Linked DNA regions of Homo sapiens: region 1 is linked to region 2. A link is a contact called in ENCODE Hi-C or POLR2A ChIA-PET data. All regions are on one chromosome and are shown on one strand. The core of a region is the stretch at or near the end of the contact, and the rest is flanking DNA. Distances in the headings are between cores, read along the strand shown.

The links. A loop is a pair of places that touch in the nucleus more often than their neighbours do. ChIA-PET counts read pairs that join two places held with the same protein, here RNA polymerase II (POLR2A). Pooled maps may share reads with other maps.
Region 1: a loop to region 2 is called in a map of PC-9, with 16 times the contacts of the local background. The contact joins two enhancer-like sites. A Hi-C loop is called at or near these places in 5 of 168 maps with a recorded cell type or tissue (Calu3, PC-3, PC-9 and 2 more) and 3 of 50 pooled maps. POLR2A ChIA-PET finds 5 or more read pairs at or near these places in 3 of 52 experiments (A549, PC-9 and endothelial cell of umbilical vein).

What each region holds. Positions count from the first base shown.
Region 1 is chr1:98,321,739-98,326,219 of GRCh38, forward strand. No RefSeq gene overlaps it. Among named protein-coding and RNA genes, the nearest start is that of LINC01776, 110 kb to the left of the region's middle. RefSeq lists an enhancer at 1,742-2,941. Within about 2 kb of position 2,298, at least 15 of the 41 ENCODE cell types and tissues checked have a DNase peak (open chromatin) inside an H3K27ac peak, as active enhancers do; they include PC-3, where a contact is called at or near this core.
Region 2 is chr1:98,083,418-98,087,970 of GRCh38, forward strand. The region is part of intron 1 of LOC124900404 (a long non-coding RNA gene); the gene reads left to right. Among named protein-coding and RNA genes, the nearest start is that of MIR137HG, 36 kb to the left of the region's middle. RefSeq lists an enhancer at 3,465-4,014. Within about 2 kb of position 2,939, at least 2 of the 41 ENCODE cell types and tissues checked have a DNase peak (open chromatin) inside an H3K27ac peak, as active enhancers do; they include PC-3, where a contact is called at or near this core.

The sequences.
Region 1 (4,481 bases), core at 1,048-3,547, 240 kb after region 2:
AAATGCAAATTAAAGCAATAGTAAGATACTATTAAATACCTCTTAGAATCCCCCAAATTTGGAAGACTGACAACACCAAATGCTGGTGATGTAGAGCAACAGGAACTCTCATTCATTAATGGTGGGAATGCAAAGTAGTACAGACACTTGGGAAGACAATTTGGTTGTTTCTTATAAAACTGAAGATACTCTTACCATATGATCAGCTGTTTGGTATTTACCCAAAAAGTTTAAAACTAATGTCCACACAAAACCTGCACTTTATTGTTTTAAGAGCTATGTTCATAATTGCCAAAACTTGGAAGAAGCAAGATGTCTTGCAGTATATAAATGGATAAATTAACTGTGGTACATCCAGACAATGGAGCATTACTCAGTGCTAAAAAGAAATAATATCTATTAGGCCATGAAAAGACATGGAAGACCTTAAATGCATATTATTAGTGAAAGAAGCCAACCAAAAAGAGCTTCATACTATATAATCCAACTATGTGACATTCTGGAAAAGGCAAAACTATGAATACAGTAAAAAGATCAGTGGTTGCCAGGAGGGAGGCAGTGGGGGGTGGGGGGACGGTGTGAATCAGCAGAGCACAGAAGATTTTCAGGGCAGTGAAAATACAGCATCTGTATGATACTGTAATGATGGATACATGTTATTATACATTTGCTCAAAGCCATAGAATGGACACCAAAAGCAAACACTAATACAAACTTTTGACCTGGGTGATTCTGATGTGTCAATATAATTTTATCAATTATAACAAATGTTTGCTAATACAAACTTTTGACTTGGGTCATTCTGATGTGTCAATATAATTTTATCAATTATAACAAATGCACAGGAGATGTTGATAATAGAGTAGGCTATGCATATGTGGGGGCAAAGGGTACATGGAAACTCTCTGAGCCTTCCTCTCAATTTTACTGTGAACTGACAACAGCTTTTAAAAAAATAGTCTTTCAATATGAAAAAAGTCAGGGATTTCCATTTTTGCCTTGTCACAGAAAATTTAAAAAACAGGGGCAAGAGACAATCATAATCTTGCAATCTCAGTAAAGCAATACTAACATATCAATGCATTTCCTTTCCCTTGCTTTCCCATCTATCTTTTTACAAACTGGTTGTAATCATGTTAAATATATTTTACCCTGGTTTTTAATTTAACGTCATATCCTAAGTAGTTTCTCTGTTTCCACATGATTTAAAAAAAAAAATCAGTTTAATATAACATAATAATTTACTGGATATGCCATAAGTCTCTGAAATAATCCCTGCTGTTCCTATTACAACTGTAAATATATCTCTTCTCTGTTTTTTCTTGCTTCTGAAATTAAGCTGATTATTTGGTATAAATTCATGCAATCCAGAAATGCCACATTCAATCATGCATTCCACATACATTATTGACTACTTGATGCCAAGTACTGAGTTAGTCTCTAGGTATGTAGTGGTAGACAGAAAAGTTATTGCCCCGGCCTTATAAAAATGTATAATCTAGTGGGGGAAGGCAGGAACAGGTATTTTAAAAATGGATACAAATAATTATATATTTCTGAACTATGATAATGTTATGAATGAAAAAGCATGGTGCTTTGAGAAAAAACACTTGGAGAATTGGAGGGGGACACCCATTTTAATTGTGTGTTCAGAGAATACTTTTCTGAGAATGTGGCATTTCCAAATGATTAAAGGCAGCTAGCATAATAGAAATCTGAGGAAATATGATTCCAGATAGAGCAAACTATATGTGCCAAGGCCTGAAGCAGAAATGTGCTTACAGGGTTTCAGGAATGAAGCAAGAGGAAACCAGTGTGACTGGAGAGGGAGTGTCCTGAGATGAGGCTGGGGTGAGATCATGTTGGGCATTGTGTTGTCATGAAATTTGGATTTGATTTTATAGGAAATGAGATTTGATAGACCTTGAAGAGGGCAGAGGCATAATTGCTTTTATGAGAATGGTTGGAGACCTGCAAGAGTGAATGAAGACAGAAAGATTAAACAATGCAGAGTCCAGATGGGGGAAAATGGAGGCTTTTGCTAGAAAGTAGAAGTAGAGATGGAAAAGAAAAGATGAATTCAAAACATGCTTTGGAGGTAGACTTGATAGAAATGTATTTGATTGGAAGTAGGGGTAAAGAAAACGGTAATTCCAAGAATGACCCATATACAAACTGTGGTGGCTTTGTAACATGCCACTTTGGCTAGGCTGAATTACATTTCTGGTGAGGGTGGGCCACGGAGAAATTCTTGCAAGATTTGGAAGGCAGGAAGGAAGTCTCAGCTATTTTGTGGTTCACACGCCTTGTCGCTTATCTGCTGATTCACCACCTTGGAATGAGGCAGCAGCTGAGCCTGCAACTGTTCAACTTTCCTCTAAACTTTCCTTCAGCTTCTCCAACTTTTGGACCAATTCTATAGCACCATGATGAAGGGCCTTTGCTTCTGCAGGTCACCCATACCACCAAAGCCAATAAATGTGGTTTTGCTCTGTTCTGAGGAGTTTCAGTTCATGCCTGTGGGTTCCAGCTCTTTCTTAATATCCTTGTATTACATCATGTTCTCTTTTTCACTGTCTGCCCTCTGGACTTCATGCCCAAGCAGCAGACACAAAGACAGCAGCCTTACGGAAAGTGTTTAGCCCCCACAATGGTATCAGGCAAAATCCCTGTAACAGACTTGTCTGTTACTGACTTGACTGATCATAAATGAAAGTAACGTGTTTCCAACATTTTGCAGAAAAGTCGCATGATTATTAGTAGTATAATACTTATTGCTATGTTCACAATGGCTTGTGTTCAATACTACTCATCTTCATTTTTGTTGACAAGTGTCATGTACAAGGATAAAATTTTTGCTGAAATCATACCTTTTTCTAAGAAGTCTATGCTGCTTTAATTTAGCTCACTGAGTTGTTCCTTAAAATGATTTTTCTTAATCTATTGGTCTGACTATAAGCAACTTATTCTTTAAGTCTAATAAAGAGAGATTGAGTGTACCTATTTTCTTTATTTATGAATTATACTTACATAGAAATCTATCTGCTCATTACAAGACTATTGGTTAAGATAGGTATAATCACGACTGTCACAAAAATGTTATTCAAAGTTCCATCATGATCATAGAACCTCATACCTCATCTTGAAATTTTGAGGGATACAAAATTAAGACAGTAAGAGAGGAGAGAGTGACAGAGACATACAAACAAAAAGAGAAAATAAAGAGAAAGAGAAAGTGAATGAGAGACAGAAATGTGCTTTTAAAGAAGTTAAGATAATAGTAACTCTGAGTTGCTCCAGAGGAAAGGAATACAAATTTCTCTGTATTAGAGGGATTTTCTGTTTTTGGGAAAAGAAGTCTTAATTTTGGCTTGAATATAGAATCAAGCCATTTTAGTCATTTTATTTGAATTAAGACTTTCAAGTTCTGAAAGCTATCAAGATAAACTTAATGTCATTACAAAATAGTGAAAATACAATAATTGCAAAGTGTAATTTCAGTGAAGCCAGTACTGCTGCTGGAGGTTCTGGATAAATGTCCCTTACACACAGGGTGTAGAAAAGGTTGGGACTGACTGAAAGTGTCTGGAGAAAATGGGAATGCTGCCTATGATGTACTCATTAGTGGAACAGGTCTGCCATTGTTTCTGAGAAGAAAATGGAGACTGAAGGCAATGTTATTCTGAAATTACCTAAATAACTAAAATTATGAAAATATACATAAATAAAAGTTAAAAAATCAATTATTTGAATTATTTAGGAAAAGGAATCAGGCCTGAGTTGGTATCAGTTGAGCCCAATCGCTTAAGTATGATTTTAAGGAGGCTTTTGCAATGTTCAAATGCATTGATTTGTTATTCAACTCTACTTCTCTTTCCATAGGTAAATAAACTTTCTGCCTCATGACTCCTTCCCTTCTTCCTTCTTTTTCAAATGCTCAAATCTGCTGTAGAGTAAGTAAATCTTCTATTGGCAATGAGTCCCACAAAGAAATAATGTCTTCGTTTGTTCAGGTATCATGTTTTGACAAGAAGAATCTTGCTGTTCCGTTATTTTCTAATCTTAACTGGATTCAACCTGTTAGTCATTAAACTCCCTAGCAGATGGAAAGAATAGTCTGTAGTGGTAGTTCCCCAAACACCGTGACTTCAAGGGGTCTGATCATCCAGATAGATATCAAACAGTACTTATATACTGAAAAAATGACACTTCATATATATGTACTATGTTTCATATGTATGCAGATACTAATTGATTGATAAATTAGAAATTTGTTTAAAAACATTCCCGAATTTAAACTACTTTTTTGGGCACTTAGTCACTCTAAAGTAAAAATGTAATTTCCATTATACGTGATTGCTCGGTTTTAAAATGCTGCCTTTTTCTTTTGATGTACTTTTTATTTTTTGTCAAAACAAGGGGCTGGGCATGGTGACTCATGCTTGTATTCCCAGAGCTTTGTGAGGCTGAGGCAGGAGGAT
Region 2 (4,553 bases), core at 1,689-4,188:
CTAGAATGGATGTTTAATGTTGTCATGTCTTTTCTGATCCAAGGAATGACTATATAATTTTTTTCTGTCAATTAGGTGAATTAGATTAATAGATTTGATGGTTTTACTTGTGATGTACTATAATTTTAAAGTAGTTCTTTTTTTAGTTTTAATTTTTTTACAGCAGCATCAATTTATACTTTGATTTGCAAATGTAAATTAAGATACAGTAAAGAGTAAAATACAAAGAAATGAATGCATGCTGTGCATAGATTATTGATGAGTATTCGCAAGCCATTCTCAATCCCAAGCTCCCTTGCTGCTTCTACACTGAGTTTGGAGGTAATTGCTCACCACACACCCTCATTTTTAGTTACGAGAGGCCAAGTGACTCAATTATGGCCCATATGACAAACAGCAGACTTCCAGGGAAACTTAGAAGAATATTTGCTTTCCTAACAAGAAGAGGAATACCTGGCATAGATTTCCTTCCTCTTCCGTCTTCCCCCTTCTTCCTATTAAATGCCAACAGTGACTGGCATTCAACTCCCATCTTGGCATTCCTGAAGATGTTCAGCTACTACACCTCTTTTCTTCTTGTTATGTTAAACCATTTCTTGATTTTGCTTTTTAACATCTCACTTAGGATATTTGCACTGATATTCACAAGTGAGATTTTTCTGTAGATGCTTTTGAATTTTTTTCATGTTTTAGTATGAATGCTTTCATTGCTTTTTAATTTTTTTAAAAAATTTATTGTCCTTACTGTTTTCTGGAATAGTTAAAATTGCATTGGAATAAGCTATTATTTGACAGTCGTTTCCATCCTACTAAGATTGAGAAGGAACTTCCCTTACATAAAGGTTTTTAAAGGCTCCAATTCTTTTCTGGATCTCACCCTCTCTTAATGTCTCATAGACTTTGAGCCATGGTTATACATACTGTCTCCTCATGATTTTCAGTGTTTCTCTTTATGCTGGCCCTTTCCTTCAGAATGTAAACATATGCCTACTTATCAAATTTAAAACTAAACAAAACTCCTACCAAACTCATTGACCCAAGGAAAACAAACCATCGTAAAGTGCAGCACTTCCTCTGATTATTTCAAAATCTTTCTTTTCTTCCCTGATCAGACTTTTGGGAGAGTTTTCAACACTGACTGTCCATTTTCTCCCTTCATTATCACTCTTCAGCACACTCTACTCTGCCTTCCCCCTTAGGTTACTAATAACTGATGGGTCTGCGAATCTAATAAGCCCCTTCCTGCAACATTCACTACCTTTCCTCCTTTCCTTTGGCATCTGTGGCCACTCCTGATTGTTGTCCCACCACTCTGATATCCATTCACTCAGAGCCAACTTGTTTTTAAGAAACTTCAAACTTAAAATATCTGAAAGTGAGTTAATTACGTTTCTCCACCCGACAACACAGAAAATACTGTTTTGCTGGCAATATTCTTTGCTTCAGTAAATCATGCTTCCATTCACCAACTTTTCCAAACCAGTAATATGGGAGTCATCCCTAGTATCACTCTGTTCCTTATATTCGCTGTCACCAAGGACTGTTGACTCTAAATCTGAACTCCTTCCCAATCCATCTAATTTTCTTTAATCCAAACCATCCATTCCCTATCTCTTTCATTATTACTGCAAGTCTCTCACATGTCCTCTCCAACTCTAATTTTGCTTCCCCTTCATCTGTTCCTTGCATTGCTGCTGGAGTGATCTTTCAAAAACACAAACTTGCAAATGACTCCCTGCATAAAAGTACTCAGTGATTTTCCATTTCCTTCAGAATAAAGTCCAGACTCCTTAGCTGCATTATAAGGGCCTGTGTGGTCTGGCCTCACTCATATCTAACAGTTCTCCTTACAAATTACCCCCCTTAGAAATGAAACTATTTCCACATTTCAAAAGTGGTGAGGTATCTCTCTCACTTAACCACCATATGCTGCTTATGCTGGCCTACCTTTTGGAAATCGTCCCTTTCCCTCTCCATTTTACCTGATAAATTTTTGATGATGTTTCAATTTAAAGCGTAGCGGATCATCTTTGACAACTAAGCTAACTTCTCTTGTTATGGGTTTCTTTAGAGTCTAGTATTTCCTTGTCTTAAGACTGATCACACTTAATTGTGGTTATATAGTGTCTGTCTTTTTTGTTGGAATGAAGACTGTGAGGAGTTGAGAACTATCAGTTCCCTGAGCCTAACATTTAGATACTGAATAACAGCTGATTACATGAATGAATGAAGAATATTTGTTAGAAGACAGAATTTTTTTAGAATTTTAAATTGCAGAGATCAAGTGAGAAGGTTCCAGTTGTATTAGATCTGAGAAATGTGATTAAAGCAGTGTTTTTGCAAGATTAATTTGACATTTTTCTGTTGAAACAGATTAGGGACAGATTAGATGGAGGTTTGTAGTGATGAGAACATAGACAAGTGGCTTCATATTAGAGTCACCTGGTGATATTAAAAAAAATACCTGTTTCCCAAGCTGCCCCAGACTGATTAAATTCACTGATTGCAAGAAAACCTAGGATTTGTACTTTTTTAAGTCAAACGCTCACACCCATCCAGGATTTTCTGAAGTTAAAATGGTAACAGTATAATTGGTATGGGCAAAATATATTTTTCCTAAGAATGATAGAATGTGAATGTGGGCTTTTCAAGTCTAGTGGACCAGAGAGCCCCATTGCAGTGTTAAAGAAATGGCGAAGTAGAAGAGGGGAGTTGTTTTAAAGAAAGAGAGAGTGACCAGGCCAAAAGTGGCTCAGTACTTTGGGAGGCTGGGGGGACAGATCACCTGAGCCCAGGAGTTTGAGACCAGCCTGGGCAACATGGCAAAACCCTGTCTCTACCAAAAATTCAAAAAATTAGCCAGGCATGGTGGCATGCATCTGTGGTCACAGCTACTCAGGAGTTTGAGGCGTGAGAATCTCTTGAGCCCAGGAGGTGGAGGTTGCAGTGAGTCAGGATCATGCACTCCAGACTGGGTGACAGAGGGAAACCCCATCTCACTATCTCCAAAAAAAAAAAAAAAAAAAAAAAGGAGGAGTAAGTTTTAGGCATGTGGGACACATATGTGTATATATACACATATATACACATACAATATATACACATATATGTGTGTATATATACACATACAATATATACACATATATGTGTGTATATATACACACATTTACACATACAATATATACACATATATACATATATAATATATAATATTATGTGTATATATAATATTATGTAAACATATATCACATATTAAATATGTATATAGGTATATATGTATATATATGTTTAAATACCTGACCATCTTCTACTAAGTTATGATTCAAATGTTCCGTTATCTAGGAGGCTTCCTCTCCTCTGCAGGGCCCATTGTCCTAGCTACACCTCAATAACTGCTTTCTTTTCTTTTTTTTTTTTGTCTTTTCCTCAACTCAATTCTAAGCTCTCTAAGGACAAGTATGTTGCCTTACTCATACTTGTGAACTCAGTGCTCAGGACACTGGCATGCATAGAATAAACACCCTCTGAATGTTTGCAGAATGAGTCAGTGATTAGATATGAGACTGGATGAATTCTCCTGAAGAGTAAATGCTAAGGAGAAAAGAGTGTCTTGTAGGAGGCATTTGCAGACAGACGAAGCTATAGAGAGGGACAATGCAAGTAACCTCAAATGAGAGTGTGGAAAGGCGGGAAAGCAGCCAGAGCTTCATTGTTATGAAAAAAGAGTGAAATGTGCTCTGTTGAAGAGTTGAAGAATGAACAAAGGATATTTAGTTTGAATGGAAGCTCAGTAATGAGAAATGAGAATGGTTGAGTTCTTAAAAGAAGCAAGTAAAGAAGAGGATTTGTGGGCTACTAATCTCATTCAGTGAATCTCATACGACCCTTGCCTAGTGTTAAATATGTTAATGAATTCATGTCATGCTGCTCAGTCTTACTAGCCTTCATCATCCAGAGTAAAATGCATATGATTCCTATGAAAATTTGTGGAAAGGAATATATTAATAGGTTAGAAGAATTAGAAGAATGAAAAGAAATAATTTTTGCTTTTTAAATGGAGAATCATGCATATTTGGAGACACAAGGGAAGAAGCCCATGGAGAAGGAGAGATGAAGCTGTAAAAGAAAGATGCTATGAATGTGCTCTCGACAGGTGAGAAGATGCCTCGACAGGTGAGGAGAGAGTATTGTGAGCCCAAGTAGAGGAGATGGCTTTGAGATGCAGAAAAATATCTCTTTCTCAAGACCCCATTTATTTTAGACGGTTCGCGGAGCAATGGTGCTCAATCAATCTTTACCATAGTTATTACATAAACCCTTTATACATTTCATCATTAATATTCTTTTCTACTATGGTTTGAGATGCAGAATAAGGAAGATAAACCTATTTGTCAGTATTTGACCATAATCAAAATCAATTTTTATCTGGAGTCTTTATGTTTGTTGCATGTGTATATGTGTTTAAAAACTAAGTTCTGGGAAGATAGCATTACACTTAATTCCGTTGGATTACTTTTGGATCATGTAAGCATACTGATTTCTAACTTGTTTAA